Regions from separate parts of the Mus musculus genome. Here region 2 is linked to region 1. A link is a loop called in an ENCODE intact Hi-C map of the cell type or tissue named here. Cell type or tissue: heart. All regions are shown on one strand.

Region 1 (8,000 bases):
ATCAATTAACGATTAAGACAATCCTTCACACCCTGCTCAGAAGCAAATTTATCTAGATAATTCTCCAGTTGGGACTTTCTTCTCAGATAACTCTAGCCTGTGTTAAGTTGAAAATTAAAGCTAACCAGGTCACCACACAGTAAGAAATATACGTTTGTTCTGTGAATAGCCACTCCTGGGGGAATTTGTGAATACACCTACCTACACCTGTCTGAGAACTACTCCATCCTTGTTTCCTGCTTTACACATCAGAACCCCAGGCTTTCTGGTCTTGAGGTTGCATTGCTCCCCTCCATGAATGAGTACTTGGACTCTCAGCCTTGAAGTAAGAGTTATACTATCAGCCTTCTTGGTTGTGAGGGTCTCTGAGTTGGGATTTACCATGTGGTGGTCTCTAGCCTGCAGAAGACCTGTCATGGAACTTTTCAGTGGCCAACTTCCCTAATAAATTCCCTCCTACACATCTATCTGCAGTTTCTATTTGCAGTGTTGTTCTAGATAACCCTGAGTATACAGGTGAAATTGAAAGGCACGGATGATTAAAGTTTACTGGTCATGGTTAGAAAAACCATAGCTGGTAGAACTTCTATTAATATCCAAGTCTTCTAGAGTTTAAAACTGTAGAAAATTGAAAGGGAGTCAATAATTGAATATCTTACAAAAGAATCAAAGCTTTTCAAATGTAGTGCCAATATTAAGAATCAAGTTCTAACACAGAGAAAATTCAAATGAAGGGAGAATATGATGAGTTTCATGAAAAGAAAATCAATTTCATGAGCATATCATATTCCAGCAGCTGTCTGTGTAGCACTGGTCAAAACAGTTCTACTTTCTCTTCATCTCCTGCTTCTGTTTGTCTACAATATGTTAATAAGAAGGGACAGAGAAATTTGAAACATTTTTCAATATGAGTTGGTTCTTTGAGTCCAGAGTTACCAAGTCTCAAAAGTAGAAGGATGTGGTGACTAACTAAAGCATTTCAATAAGTCATAACTAATGATACCCCCTAACCATAGCAATGAATGAACTCAGGGTCTATTAAGATTGACCTCAGATTGCTAAGTACTCCATTACTACAAGTAGCACAGCAAACACAGTTCCTTGAATAATTATTCACTTACTAAATTTCCAGCTACATAAACAGTCATTATCTAGAGTTTTTAAAAATAAATATTACACATTTAGATATCATACTCTACCTGTGCAATATGTTCTCACTGTAAAAAGTGGCTATAAATATTATAGATGTATATAATAAATATATAAATATCAAGAAAACTCATGTGAACTTACAAATAGTTCAAAATAAGAAGTCAGAAGGATGAAAGGTTAAGTAGATAGGTAACAAACATTACAGGACTTCTCTCTCCCTAAAGGTTGTTTTTCAGGGAATTCAGGGTAATTTGACTATAGAGGTGGGATGAGAGATGTAGCTCAGCAGTAGAACACTGGCTAAGTATTTAAGAGGTCTTGAGTTTTATATCTTTCACCAAAAGGAAAGGAGGGAGAGAAAGGGAAGACAGTGAGGGAGCAGAAACAAACAAAAAAAAACAGTAAATATCTTTGTATGTCAACCTTGAGTTATATAATATGATACTTATTAAAGTCAAAAGAAGTTTTAAAATATTTTCTTTTTTTATAAATAATTACTCACCATAGAGAAATGTCTGGAAATGGTGGGACATGGATGGTCACTAAGTACTTTCTCATTCCTTGCAATCCTTCTGTCCCCTGCTGAGGAATGATTGAGTCTTTTGGCCTTGCTTCTCACTCAAGGCTTTTGTCCAGCCTCCATCTTGGGTGTGTGCAACTTCCATTATCGGCTCCTCCACACATCACTACAGAGTTTCCTTATACCACCTCCACTATTTCTTCACTTATCTATATAGAGAATCATTGTCTGAGGCGGAAATAAGCAGCATGCATCTTGTTTTCAGAAGCTCACCATGAAGCTCAACCACACAGATTTTTGAGCCTGTGGACTCTAGCATCCATATCTAAGGCTGAGCTTTTACTCAAGGACTGTACAATCTCTTGTAACAAGTGTTAAAATATCCCAGATAAAAGTAAATCCAAGATTACATGCTAATCTAATCTATAATAAACTAGAACTTCTCATATTAGAATGCAAATTAATATTGGATAATACCATTATAAATGGTTACTAATTCAGTAGTCTTGCATGGAAGAAAAACAGAACTGTAGTAGGTTTCTGGTTTTCTGCTCTTTCAGGATTCTGATTCAGTGAAGCTACAATGGTATTCAGTGGTCTACCTTTATAAATCTACTACCCACAAAGAAATTTTAACTTGGGTTTCAGCACACATCATCTAACTGCTCTCTTAGAAGCAGTGCTATAGAAACAGGTGTCTAAAGTTTCCAGTGGGTCACCAGGACTGAAGTAAAGAAACAAGAATAGGAAACTTTGAAAAGAAGGAGAGTAAAATGAATTAGGAAACCAAAACTGGAAAATGTTTTCTTTTCATGTTCATTTTCTGAAGGAAATGGGTAGAATTGTGAAATGAATATTTTCTCTTCCCTATTATTGCTCTTGAATTCCCAGAGGTTGCTCATACACTAAAGAGATCTTGTTAAGTAGAAAATGATTCAGTAATTTCATTTTAAGGCTTATACAAAAGCCAATTCACTCCATGGACTCTTTATACTTGGGAAATTTAATTTGCTTACTAGATAAAATGTTTTAGGAACAAACACAGTCTGTTCTTACCTCTCTGTTATTTTAGTTACATTGTAATCAGAAGAGAGAAACCATATAATAATCTGAACAAGGGAAATATAAAAAAGTTGCAACAGGAGTTGAAATCATAATAAACTGAGTAAAAATGGTGGAAGACAGCAGCTGATGTCAAAGCAAGCCACCTGAAAGGCATGAGTTAGAAGGAGTTATGGTTGACTTGCTGGAGAGTAAACACTGACCCTGACCCTGTTTAACAAGACCCATCTCTGTTATTACAGGGCAAGGAAAATGGCTAGGCTGGGGGTAGAGTCAGTAAATTAATAGCTGCTATATCTCTCTACTAGCTAAGTTAAAAGTTTTTATTCCATAAAATACATTTGTTATATATACTGCTGTGTATACACACACACACACGCGCGCGCGCACACACACACACACACACACACACATACACACACACCAAATGATACCTGATAGCATTTTCCTGAGGACTTAATCACCACTTATTTGAAAGCTTTCCTCTCTCCTGTATATTTGTCAGTGTCTATGATTTCAATGTGGACAGACATATGTACTATCAGAAGAAAAAAATCAGAAAGTACATCATAAGTCTACTTGCTTAAAACAGAGAAAACATTTCAATACAACTTATATGTTAAGACTGAGGAACTGGGTTCTTTCAGCAAAATCTTGCTTATGTATGCAATGGTGTCAGCGTTTGGAGGCTGATTATGGGATGGATCCCGGATATGGCAGTCTCTAGATGCTCCATCCTTTCATCTCAGCTCCAAACTTTGTTTCTGTAACTCCTTCCATTGGTGTTTTGTTCCCAATGTCTCTTGTGAGGCTATGCTGGGGCCTAGAAAACACAGAAGTGGATGCTCACAGTCAGCTATTGGATGGATCACAGGGCCCCCTATGGAGGAGCTAGAGAAAGTACCCAAGGAACTAAAGGGGTCTACAACCCTATAGGTGGAACAACAATATGAACTAACCAGTACCCACCAGAGCTCGTGTCTCTAGTTGCATATGAATAGAAGATGGCCTAGTCGGCCATCATTGGAAAGAGAAGCCCATTGGTCTTGCAAACTTTAGATGCTTCAGTACAGGGGAATGCCAGGGCCAAGAAGTTAGAGTGGGTGGTCAGGGGAGTGGGGGGGGGTATGGGGGATTTTGGGGATAGCATTTGAAATGTAAATGAGGAAAATACCTAATTTAAAAAAAAAGAAAAAGAAAAAAGAAAAAGACTGAGGAACTTAGAGGACTCTTGGTACCCATAGATGGCAGCAAAGGGCAGTCATGTACTGAGCACCTTCAAGCCCATCTTTTTCAGATGCATGTATTCTTCTCATTCTTTCCTTAATACTTTTCCAAATTCCAGTCATTTCTCTGATGAATTAGCTACTCTAGGGAAACAATTTTAAAGAACTATAGATGAATGCTAGCAGGAACAAGTAACAAAATGCCAATGTTGTTCACAGAAGTAAAGAAATGCTTTCTAATGTATAGCAGAGGTCAGCAAATGTTTTCAACAAAGGGTTAAATAGTAAAGAGTTTAGACTGTGAGGCCATAGGCCCATTATGCCCAATAGCATGACTATAGCCACCAGCAACATGTGTAAGACTGTGCCAGGAGCCGGTAGTGGTGGCACACGCCGGTAGGACTTGCTGAAGGAGGCAGAGGCAGGAGGATCACGAGTTCGAGGCCAGCCTGGGCTACACATTTTTAAGCCGGGCAGTGGTGGTGCACGCCTTTAATCCTAGCATTTGGGAGACAGAGGCAGGCAGATTTCTGAGTTCGAGGCCAGCCTGGTCTACAAAGTGAGTTCCAGGACAGCCAGGGCTATACAGAGAAACCCAGTCTCCAAAAAAACAAAACAAAACAAAACAAAACATAACATAACAAAAGACTGTGCCAGGTATGATGGAGCATATAATTTTAGCACTCCAGAGGTAGGGGAAATCTCTATAAGTTTGAGATCAGCCTGGTTTACATAGCAAGTTCCAAGACAGCCATGGCTTCAAATTGAGACCCTGTCTTAAAACCAAACAAGCAAAATTTTAAAAATCTCATTCTGCTAAACAAGTATAAGTCAGGATTATCTGGCTTATACAGCCAGCTTGAGAATCTCTTAAGCAGAAAAACAGCAGGAGAGATGGGTAATAAGAACACTGTACTAGGGAGAAATATGAAGCCCCAGGAGCCTGTGATATCTATGACATAAAGACTAACACTAATAAGCCTTAGTGCTCATCAGTTTTGAAATTTACCCAAAGATGAATACCAAACAAGAGAAAGTTTGGCCAGCCTGAAACTTTTGTTTACAGTCTAAAGTCTCTGCTTTCCATTTGTGAAGTTAAGAAATACTGTATTAACTATCCAGTTTTTAAACAACCTGATAAAGAGACAACTAAAATTGTCCCAATTTTTAAATGACTTGACTAAACATCAGAGTCTGTGTATGTCATCAATGGCCTTCCTGGCTACTATCACAGCTCATTGAAAAACTTTTCCTAGTGTAAAGAAGTCATACACATAAAAATTACATTTAAAAACAACATATTGTCTTTTTACATTTAGAATCTATTTGTATATTTATATATGCCATTTAAATTTTAACATATACTGTGCTTTCTACTGTAAGTTGATGAAATATTATACTCTGTTTTTAATTATTGACAAGTGAAAATCTTTCCAAGGAGTGCACATCAGGGATGCTAATGCCTTATTTAACAATTTAGTCCTAATACACTTGAATTAGTTTTGATTAGTTGTGTTTTGGTGTAGCTTTCTCCTCTTGCTTGCATCAAAATACATATAACATACTTTAAAATTTATCCTTTCAAACTTTTATAGCAAGACATCAAGGTTTTGGACATTGTACGCAAGCTAACCGCATTTGTAGGTTGCTAATGAACCTGCTATCTAGCTCTGGGTAAGATTAAGGACTTCCACAGAAATAGCTCTAAACAATTGTTGTCCCATATTTCTTTTCATTGAGTAAAGAAACAATGCAACTTTGTACAAGTCTCACAGAGAAGATGTTATAGAGTCACACTGAATATCTTATACCTGCAGATGGCATTGCATTATTAGTAAGATGGCCCTTCAAAAGAGGTCACTTTCTAATACAAATTTGAAAGTTGTTTGGCTTACAATATTGTTGAAAAAGGTCATCCCCTTCTTTGTTAAAAGATGATCAATGTATTTCTGGTCATGGACAATGTAAGAGCTGTCCTTGGTGTTCTCACACATTCTCTTAGCACATTGAGAAAGAGAAAAACTGTAAGGCAGCTGGCATTGGTAGAGAAACTCTAATACTTGACTGGACACAGTGATTCTTGATGGAGTTGTTAGTGCTGAGTCATGTAAGTTTTCATCTTTTCAGACTGAAATGTTGTAGAGGTTTTATGATTATTGGAAAGAGCCCCAGCAGTGCTTCCTTCTTTGTATAGAGTAATATGAGCAAGATTTCCTCTGTGATCTTTTTATATTTTTATTTGAAACAAAAGAAGGAAGATCTTCAATCTGCTAAGGAATTGGATCCAAAATTTCTTTCTCTTAGTGAAATAATCCAGACACAGAAACACAAACACCACATGATTTCACTTACATATGGAATCTAACATAGTCAAAAATCTTAGAAGCAGAAACTTAAAATGATTGTTGCCAAGGACTGAGGGGAAGGGTACACAAAATGCATCAAGCTTCAGTAAAAAGTAAAAACACTTGATACTCTGGAGTCCTGAAGTGGTAAATACTGTCTACAGCTAACCACACTGCATATTGCATACTTAAGAGCAGCCAAGTAAATTGATAAGATCTTTGGTAAGGTAGTCATATAATAAAAGAGGTAAGAAAAAATATTGAGATATGATGGATATGTCTATAGCCTGGATAAAAGTGATAATTTCACAGGTGTATACTTGACCCCAAATACATGACATTATATAAAAGCAACCAAATATATATTAGGAAGTCTATTATGGCAAGAGCATAAAACATGGAATGAACACTTTTTAATTCACATTTAGGTCTTTCACAGGCAGACAGGATCTTCTCAGGGACTTTTTTTGGTCAACTTTTGATGATTCAGACTGACATTACAAATATCATGTCATTATAACAATTTTAGAGATGGCATTCTGAGGGAAACACAAATAACTCTGTCCTCCATTTTGGATGGGAAGTGCAAGCAGTTCTATATTGAAGCCCAACATGTTATTTGGGCCTCATATTTTTCTCTCTTGATACAAACTAAATGCCCACATATATAGGCTGGTTTTCTATTTTATAAGCTAGACTACATTTAATGTTGGAATTATCTATGGCAAGGAATTTTATGTAATCAACATAAGGGAATGCTGAATGTACCATAGCAATCACAATGCAGACCAGTCCTTTACTTTCTAAAGCATTTGACCAAGAATATACACATCATTATTGATATGCAATTTCTAACATTGTCACTATCAGAAAGCTTGCTGAACATATTTAGTGTGAACATCTAGAAGAGCTATATATTTGAATCTAGAGAAAGATCACTTCTGAGTTTATTTGTTAAATATAGGGTGTTCTCCCTCCGCTTCTTTCAACTTTTTCAAATTAAAGGATGGACTATAGCACCATATATAGAACACTCTATATCCTGCACTCTCTATACCACACAGAAGCTCCTGAGGGTCATTCTAACGTTGGGCACATTGACAGTGGACATCTTCAAGATGGGTTTGGCTCAGAGAAAGACTGAGAATATTTGAATTCCCTCCTAGGAGGACTGGGAATCAAACATGAAGATAAAAGCCAAATATTTCCTTCATATATAGTTCTCCTTTCCAAAATTTGACATTTTAGGTACTGTCTAAACTTCACTGAGAGGAAAGAAGGAGACCAAGGTTTTGTGAGGTCTAGTGACATCTCAACACTACTAGATGAAGGTAGAGTAGAAGAAGGCCCATGAACCTCCATTTGGCCCTGAGGTGGTAAGAGCTCATTCTAGTTGATGGAAGAGAGCTCTATACATGACAATATCAACAATCAACCTCTTTAAGTGCAGGGACTCACCTTCAGTGCCAAAGAACCATCCTCATGCACCTAAGAGAAGATTCAACCACAGAGCAGAAGAAAATTGAGATATTACTGAGTAAATATTCATGTGCCATTCCTAGGAACCACCCGGAATGAACTAATCAAGCAGTAGGTTGGTGACACATCTGCATTATTCACAAGGGAAAAAGAGCCTGTGGGTTTTTTAATAATTAAGATGCCCCATTTTCTAACCAAAGCTGAGGAAATTCCCAT
Region 2 (8,000 bases), 300 kb after region 1:
AATACATGCCTAGGCCATAAGCTTTGGTTCATTACCTGGCTAGCTCATAATTTATTTAACCCTTTCAAACTATTCTTTTTCTACCACTTGGTTAGTTACCTCTCCTTCAGTCCAAGCCTGCTTCATTCTTCACATCTCCCTCAGTTTCTCTCTCAGCATCCTCTCTCAGAATCTTGAATCAAGAATCAAGAATCTTGAATCAAGAATCTTGAATCAAGAATCTCTCTGAGCATCTTGCTTGAATCTTTCATTGTCTATCCCTACATCTCCTTTTATTCTCTATTTCCTCTTTCTTCCTGCCAGAGTCCCACCTCCTATTTCCTGCCTCAGCTCATCAGCCATCAACTTTTTTATTGACAGATGTTGCTTATAAGAGATTCTCTCTACACTTTCCCCTTTTAGTCCAATAAAATCCTCTTTCCCTTACATCAATAAATTATATACAATATTCACAATTATGAAAAACATCAGGTAAGGATTATATTCCCTATATCCAATTCACTTATATTTGAAAAAAAAAAGCCTTTTATTAGACTAAGAGAGAGAATTGTAGAGAGAATATCTTATGTCTGTATGGATGTGTCACCCATCAATAATAAGTCTAATGGCCTATGGCTTAGGCAAGAAATAAGCGGTGGAACATCTGGGTGGCAGAAAAGATACCGAGGTAGAGCCAGGCATGGAAAGATTTGTTCAGGAGGTAACCAGAATGTAGATAAAATAAATTGGCTATATTAAGTTATGATCTAGTCAGAGAAGAGCCTCACTATATGGACAAATTATTTGTAAATGTATTTTGAGCCTGTGTCCTATTTCTGGAAACATGGGGCTGGGAGATAGAACCAGACCTAACTTCTACAAAAGGCAGGCAGTCTTTGTTACATGAAGAAGACTTTAGAGGATACTGAGATGGAAAACACCTGGGAGTCAGAATGTGGAGAAAACAAACTTGTTTTGACACTAAGCATGTGTTATATCTGCCCAAACCCAATGACTGCAGTGATGCTTAGAAATGTAATATTGTTAATCACTCATTATGTGCCATATGATAAGCAATGTGCTCAGCACTATGGACATTCCTGTCACCAGAGGAGGGTCTCAGGTATTGCAAAACATGAGGATTTTACCAGGCAGGCAATACGAGTGAAAGTTCAGATTTATTAAAACTAAGAGAAGACTCATAGAATACATCTTACAAAATGGAACAACCAAGCAACCACATAACTTGAGCACTTTCACTGAGTTTAGGCAAATGGAAGAAGCTGTATATTGGAGGGTATGGGTGGTGTTGAAGTGGATTCTTAACCTGATTAACAGACAAGCTGTTACATGTCTCTCAATACATCTCATAATTTTAAGCATATACATGCTCCCATCAGGCATGTACAGGAGATGCTAAATAGGGATTTCTCCTCACAGGTCTACTAGGACAAATTCACCTTTGCTGTACCCAATTCTACTTTAAGCAGGCTTTGTTTATTTCTCCTTCTCCCAGGAAGTGGCTGACTCCAGATTACCATCCCATGGGGAGAAACTGGGTGTGGTCCTGCCTAGACAATAGGCACATTTTTCTAAGAGCATTTTTCTGAGCTCTCTGGGCCCCCTTACATTGGTCTACCTTACACAAGCACAGTCTGTAGCCTATGAGCTTGAGTTGCCTGAGTAAGCTGGTCACTAGATAATAGGTCTTTTCTTACATGTCATTGAAACTATTATGATGGAAGAGAGAAGATATTAAAAACTTTAAGTTAGAAGATTTAAAAGTGATATTTCTGAGGAAATTGTATTAATCTAAGAAGAAGTAATAGAGAAACATCAGCAATTCTTTTTTAATATTTTAAGTATAAATTAAAACTTCATTTTATATTTTATTTATATATATTACATATGTGCATGTTTATTATGAAGTAATTACTGTAATTACATTGATACATTACTAGAAGCATTACTGTACAATGGCTAATACAAATAATTAAGGCTCTCCTTTCAAAAAGTTTATTTTTATGAAATATGAAAATTCTCCTGGTAGAAGGGGAAATAAACAAGGCCTACTTAAAACAGAATTGGGTGCAAGGGAGTGAAGGTGAGTTCACCCTTTCACACCTCACTGCAGGGTTCTTAATTGTCATTGTCCTCATATGACAGCAGTTAGTTAATATTTCACAAAACGTTAGCAACCTAAGAGGAAAAGAGGAAGGAGAGGCTTCCAGAGTCTGTTTCTCCATGAATATTCTTCCATCCATATGTAGTGCTAATAATACGCATTTCTAAAACAGGAATTTGGATCTGTACTACTTATGCCATCAGGTTTTTGAGAATGTACCCTTCCTATGAAACTCTGGATAAGAACTGGACTCAAATTTACCTTCTAATGATATATGAGCCAGTCTAGGGAGCTTTGCAAACAAGTAACCTAGGACACAAATTACACAGATTAACAACAGCCACTTGTTTGTGAACCAAAAGGGGGGAAAATTAGTAATTTGTGTATTTTGGTGTATTATGGGAAATTACAGTTTTCAACATCTATAATTTTCTTCATGAATGAAGCTTCAAATGCATCAGAGGGGAATCCCTGAGTGCTTGCTAATGCTGTGGGCGATGACCACAGTTACTTCAGGTCAGCTCACACAATCCTTCATTTTGTGAAACCAATCACTCATGGTCACTCAATGTCTTTCACATTGATTCCAAACAAAGGCATTAACCAGGCTTATTGTTCTCAAAGGTTAAAATACCCACAAAAGCATTTACATCATTGCCCAAGTATGCCTAGGTCATAGGAAGAAGCCCAAGAACATGACCAAAAGGAGACTCCTAATGCAACTAACCAAATGAGGAAAAATTCAGACAGTAGTCCTGTCCTGGGTCTCTGCGCCAGATATATACTTCTACAAAAATATATACTTTTACCAGAAAGCATTGTTTAGTATAGTCTTCTCTAAGATATGATCTAAAACAGTGAGCTGCTTCAGAAAAGCTTTGGGAATTCTGAGACCTGCATTCCCGAATAGTTCTAAAGGAACATCAACACTCTAAAGCTTCCGAGAATTCCTGCAGCTCTGCTTAACATTTCCCAACCCACCCAAACATTTTGCACGCTTTGTAACCCAACACCTCTTACCATCTGTGGAGTCTGCTCCAAGAAGCAAGACACTGGTGATTTTCAAGATATACTTTGCAGAATCCTCTCAGGGATTTCCAGGAAGGCAGAGAAAAGAGTACAGAGACACTGAAGGAGCAGGAGGGGTCAACAACCCACAGCTCCACTTTGAGTCCTACTTTCCAGAGTTGACATGTAGCATCGTTTTGAATTAAGAAATCTATGTCCCAAAATTATCTTGTGTTTATAAAGTTCTTTCACTAGAAATGAGATATTTGTAGTCTGACATTTATAAGCCGACATGTTGTACATGTTACAGGATTGCATGGAAGCTCAGCAGAATTCATAGGGTAGTTTCTTGCTAGGGACTGAATTACTGTGAATGAGTACTTTCCAATCCTTGCTGGGCTTTCCAAGAGACAGAATTAATTGTACTATTAATTCAGGCTTGGCTTGGTGACTTGCTTTGACTAAAGGAATGTCATATGAATTTGTGGTTTATTTATGTCCTCAGGGCTTCTCCACAATGAGAACAGTAGGCCTCACACCATGGGTGCTTATCAGGCATTAGAAGCACATGAAGGCCAAATGGGACCAACAAAACTACAACCCATGGCTAAGGTTTGAAGGTTGTTTGTGGGCATAGTAAAGGCTGACAGGAGCAATTTAAATCGAGTGCCTTTAATATTACTCTCATATAAAAATAATAAGATCCAACAAAGAGGATGCTGAACTTTCTGCTACCTTTGCAATTAACTTGAATAACTTTCAAAAAGTGTAATAATGCTTATTCCTCTGTATACTCAGGTACCATTCTCCTTTGTCTAATGGTAAATCTTTGCCTGTGTCACAGAATAATAATAATGCCAATAATGCATTGAATATAAATTTCCATCAAGGGATTCAGTGAATTTTTCTTTGTCCATGAACCCAAATGCTGTTTTGGGAGTTAGAATTTAATATAAAAAATTAATATTTGTTATCTGTGCCTATAATTGTTTTCAGAGTCCTTAACTGGGTCAAAATTAAAAGTCAGCTATGTCTAATCAAGCTGTAATTCAAACAAGAGACTTTCAAACAAACACACATGAGAAGTCAAAGGAAAAAGAAAGGTTTCCCTTCTTCCAAAATGGTAAAACTACATCCTGCAAATGCAGATACACAGATTGAAGCTTCTGAGGTTTATGAGACAGTTACACAAAAGGTTTCATTGTAAGTGGAAACACTGGAATTATTATAGTAAAAGGAAAGATTTTTGTTTCTAATCAGCTTAGAAAAAAAGTTCTCTACCAAGTTATCACCACTAGTATAGGACAAGAGTTCTTAGTGGTTTGGGAGAGGATTTGGCAGTTAAGACACCTGCTGCTCTTGCACATGGGATTTGGTTCCTGTAACATGGCAGCTCACAAACATCCATAACTCTAGTTCCAGGGAGTCTGGTGCCATCTTCTGGCTTCTGCAGACACTGCATTCACATGATGCACATGCATACATGCAGGCAAAATGCCATATGCATAAAAGAAAGGAAATCTTTTAAATACTTTAGATTTTTAAAAATAGAGTTAACAACGGAAGGTTTGTAAAAGTAGCCTGTCTTTTTCTTTTTAATTTTAATTTTATTTTTATGTGTATTGGATGTTTTGTCACATGTGTATTGATGCTCTCAAAGGTCAGAAGAGAGCATCAAATCCCCTGAAATTGAAATTATAGATGTTGGGAGGCATCATGTAGGTGCTGAGAATCAAGCCCTAAATCCCCTGGAGGAGCAGCAATGAATGAGCCATCTCTCCAACCCCAAGTAATTTGTCTTTATAGAATTAAACATGCAGGAGTAGGAGAGATGACTCAGTGGTTAAGAACACTGACTACTCTGCCAAAGGACCTGAGCTGAATTCCCAACACCCACATGGTAGCTCACAAATTGTTTGTAACTACATGATCAAATACCCTATACAGATATGCATATAGACAAAACACCAATGTACATAAAATAATAATAAATAAATTATTTTTCAAAAATATTAAACATGCATAACAAAGTGCCATATAGGTAAGAGGAAAATAACACAAAAACAAAACAAACAAACAACACACACACACACACACACACACACACACACAGCAGAGGCAAGAGTCACACTTTCTAAGAAGTGGGTGTGAAGAGCTATGAGGATTAAAGGCTTTGATTTTTTATAATGGATAAAATAGATGCAGAATTTATTACAGAATTTCCCTGACTCAATGCTATTTATTAAGCACCAAGTAAAAGGCTGTAAAGAAGAAGTGACATGCTGTCTCTGAGGCTCAGCAGCCTGCACAGAACATGCTTGGCCCATTTTACAGACAGGACAAACACTCCAAGAGTGTTCTCTCAACTATTAGCTATCTACAAAGTAAGTAGATACTTACTCAGATTGAGAGAGATAAAAAATAAATTAAAATCAGAAATTAGAAGGAACCATGTAGGTGATGTGACAGAATTAAGAGGGCGATGGCAGAATAGTTTGAAAACACTTTATACTGAGTCAGATAAACTAAAAGAAATGACTATAAATGATGCTTAAATTTCTAGAAACATACCACCCAACACAACTTGTACCTGATAAAACAGAAAGTCTAAGCAGTCCTGTAAGTAAGATGGTGACATATTAAAAAAACAAAACAAAACATCCCAACAAAGAAAAGCCCAGAACCAAATGACTTCACCAGAAAATTCCACAAAATATTTAAAGAATAATTAAAGGCAATTCTTCTCAAAATCTTCAAAAAAAATGAAAATAAGGGGACATTTCTTTGACGGATTTGATAGTCTCTTCTAAAGGATCGTGTGCTGGAAGCTTGGGAGTTACTGAGAAGTGATCAGACCTTTAAGAAATGGGGGTTAGTGAGAAGTGACTGGGTCATGATCACACTGAGCCAGCAGCATTAATGGTGGTCCCACAGAGTGTGTTGGATCCAGGTAGATATTGTAGATGATGGGGTGTATGAAAGGCCCCTCTGAGCTCCTTGATTTCTACCTTTGCTGTGGGGTATCTTCTGTTGTATTGTATCATAACCATGTAATACTCAGTAAATTTGACTACCCAAACTTGGATATTCAGGCTCCAACTATTATTTATCAAAAAATAAATCTCTTCTAGCACAAAGCTTCTGTCTAGGATCCTGTTGCCATAACAGAAAATAAGCTAAGACAACTCCCAAACTCATTTTATGAGACAGTATAATCTAGATATACGTGACAGGCAAACACACTGCAAGAAAACAAAACCATAAACCTGTATCCCTGATGAACATACAGCAGAAATAATCAACAAAATATCAACAAATTTAATTGAGCATGACATTAAAAGGGTTATGCCTCATGACAAAGTGTAATTTATTCCCATAGCACAAATATGGTTCAACACACAAATATTAATGATGTAGTATTAACTAAATGAAAGACCAGGAAACCACATTATAATCTGAACTGATGCAGAATGTTATTTTTCCAAATTCAACATCTAGTCATAATGAAAACACTCAACAAACTAAAAACAGGATACTACATCAGCATAATAAAGACTATATATAGGGATGGGGAACCAGAGCCAATACCATAGTCAATGGGAAAAGGCTCATGTGTTTTCAAGCAAGATCAAGAACAGAACAGGAAAGCCTGGTCTTTCTACTCCTACGTGCCTAGCATGGAATTCCAAGCCAGAATGTTAAGCAAGAAAAAGAGGGGGAGGCAGGCCAAAAAAAGATTCCAAATAAAGAAAGAAGTAAAATTACCACTGTGCTTGGATGATATTACATGACATTATCCTTAGAAACTCCCAAACATTCTATACATGCCAAAAAGAAAAACCCTATTATAACTAATAAAAAAAAACTTATCAAAGTTGAAAGAAACAAGGCAAAACAAACAAAACATTCTAACTGTATGACTGACAAGGATAAGCAAACTAAACAGGAAATTAAGAAAAGCAGTATCACTTATAGTAGTGCCCAAACAGTCAGATACTTAGGAATGAACTTAGGGAGGTGAAAGATATGAACTCTGAAAACCATGGACACAGATGAGACGGAAGAAGCAGCAAGCAAACCTGTTGGAAACTATATTTGCTTATTATTTCCATACTTGTGAAGAAGTAAGCAAATTAAATGCAATACCTATCAAAATCACAGTTATTTTTATAGAAACAGAAAAAATTCTGAAATTCATAAGGAACCACCAAAAAACTCCCAAGTATATAAATTTACACTGTAAAAGAATAGAGGTCTCACACTTCCTAATTTTGAATAGTTTTAGAACAGTAATCTAAACAGTGTGGTACTGGCACAAGTGTGTGTGTACAGAAAAATGTAACAGACCACACAAATTAATCCTGGAGCCTAGCTCAGTTAATCTTCAGTGAGGATTCCAAAACCATGAAATGTGGAAAGCATGGCGACTCAAACGGGAACTGCATATGTGAAGGAAGAGAGTTACATTGCATTGCACCATACATAAAGCTTAGCACAAAATGGATTAAAGACCTTGCCAAGGACTGAAATTATAAAATTCCTGGGCAAAACATAGCCAGAAAGCTTTATGAGATTGGATTTTACAGGATCACACACACACACACACACACACACACACACACACAAAACTGTAAGAAACAAAAAGTAAAAAAATAGAGAAATGGGACTGTATGGGACAAGTTTATAGATGAAAGATCATAAACACAGAAGGAAGTCAAGGTCATCAATCCAATAAGGGGTTAAAACTCAGATTATATAGAAGCAATTAAACATCTATATCCAAAGTAATTAAAATCAGAATCTTATTTCTTTTAGACACATTATAAATTGGATATTCATTAATTTTTATTATTGGTATGTGGCTGTGTGTGTGAGAGACAGAGACAGA

Evidence for each region. A loop is a pair of places that touch in the nucleus more often than their neighbours do. Peaks named below come from ENCODE experiments on the same cell type or tissue, not always from the same donor. Only the 100,000 strongest peaks of a DNase experiment are listed, where the experiment ranks them.
Region 2: it touches region 1 in a loop (11-fold over the local background); 15 of 42 quality-filtered maps call a loop at or near these places.

The regions. Positions count from the first base shown.
Region 1 is chr12:119,321,585-119,329,584 of GRCm38, reverse strand. It overlaps Gm46331 (a long non-coding RNA gene), which reads right to left and starts at 3,340. Exons shown (of 3, transcript XR_001780539.1): 1 at 3,169-3,340; 2 at 1,655-1,881. In heart, a CTCF peak has its summit at 3,980; no DNase peak of the experiment used is centred here.
Region 2 is chr12:119,023,048-119,031,047 of GRCm38, reverse strand. No RefSeq gene overlaps it. Among named protein-coding and RNA genes, the nearest start is that of Abcb5, 61 kb to the right of the region's middle. In heart, a CTCF peak has its summit at 4,563 (motif pointing left); no DNase peak of the experiment used is centred here; H3K27ac peaks cover 668 bases.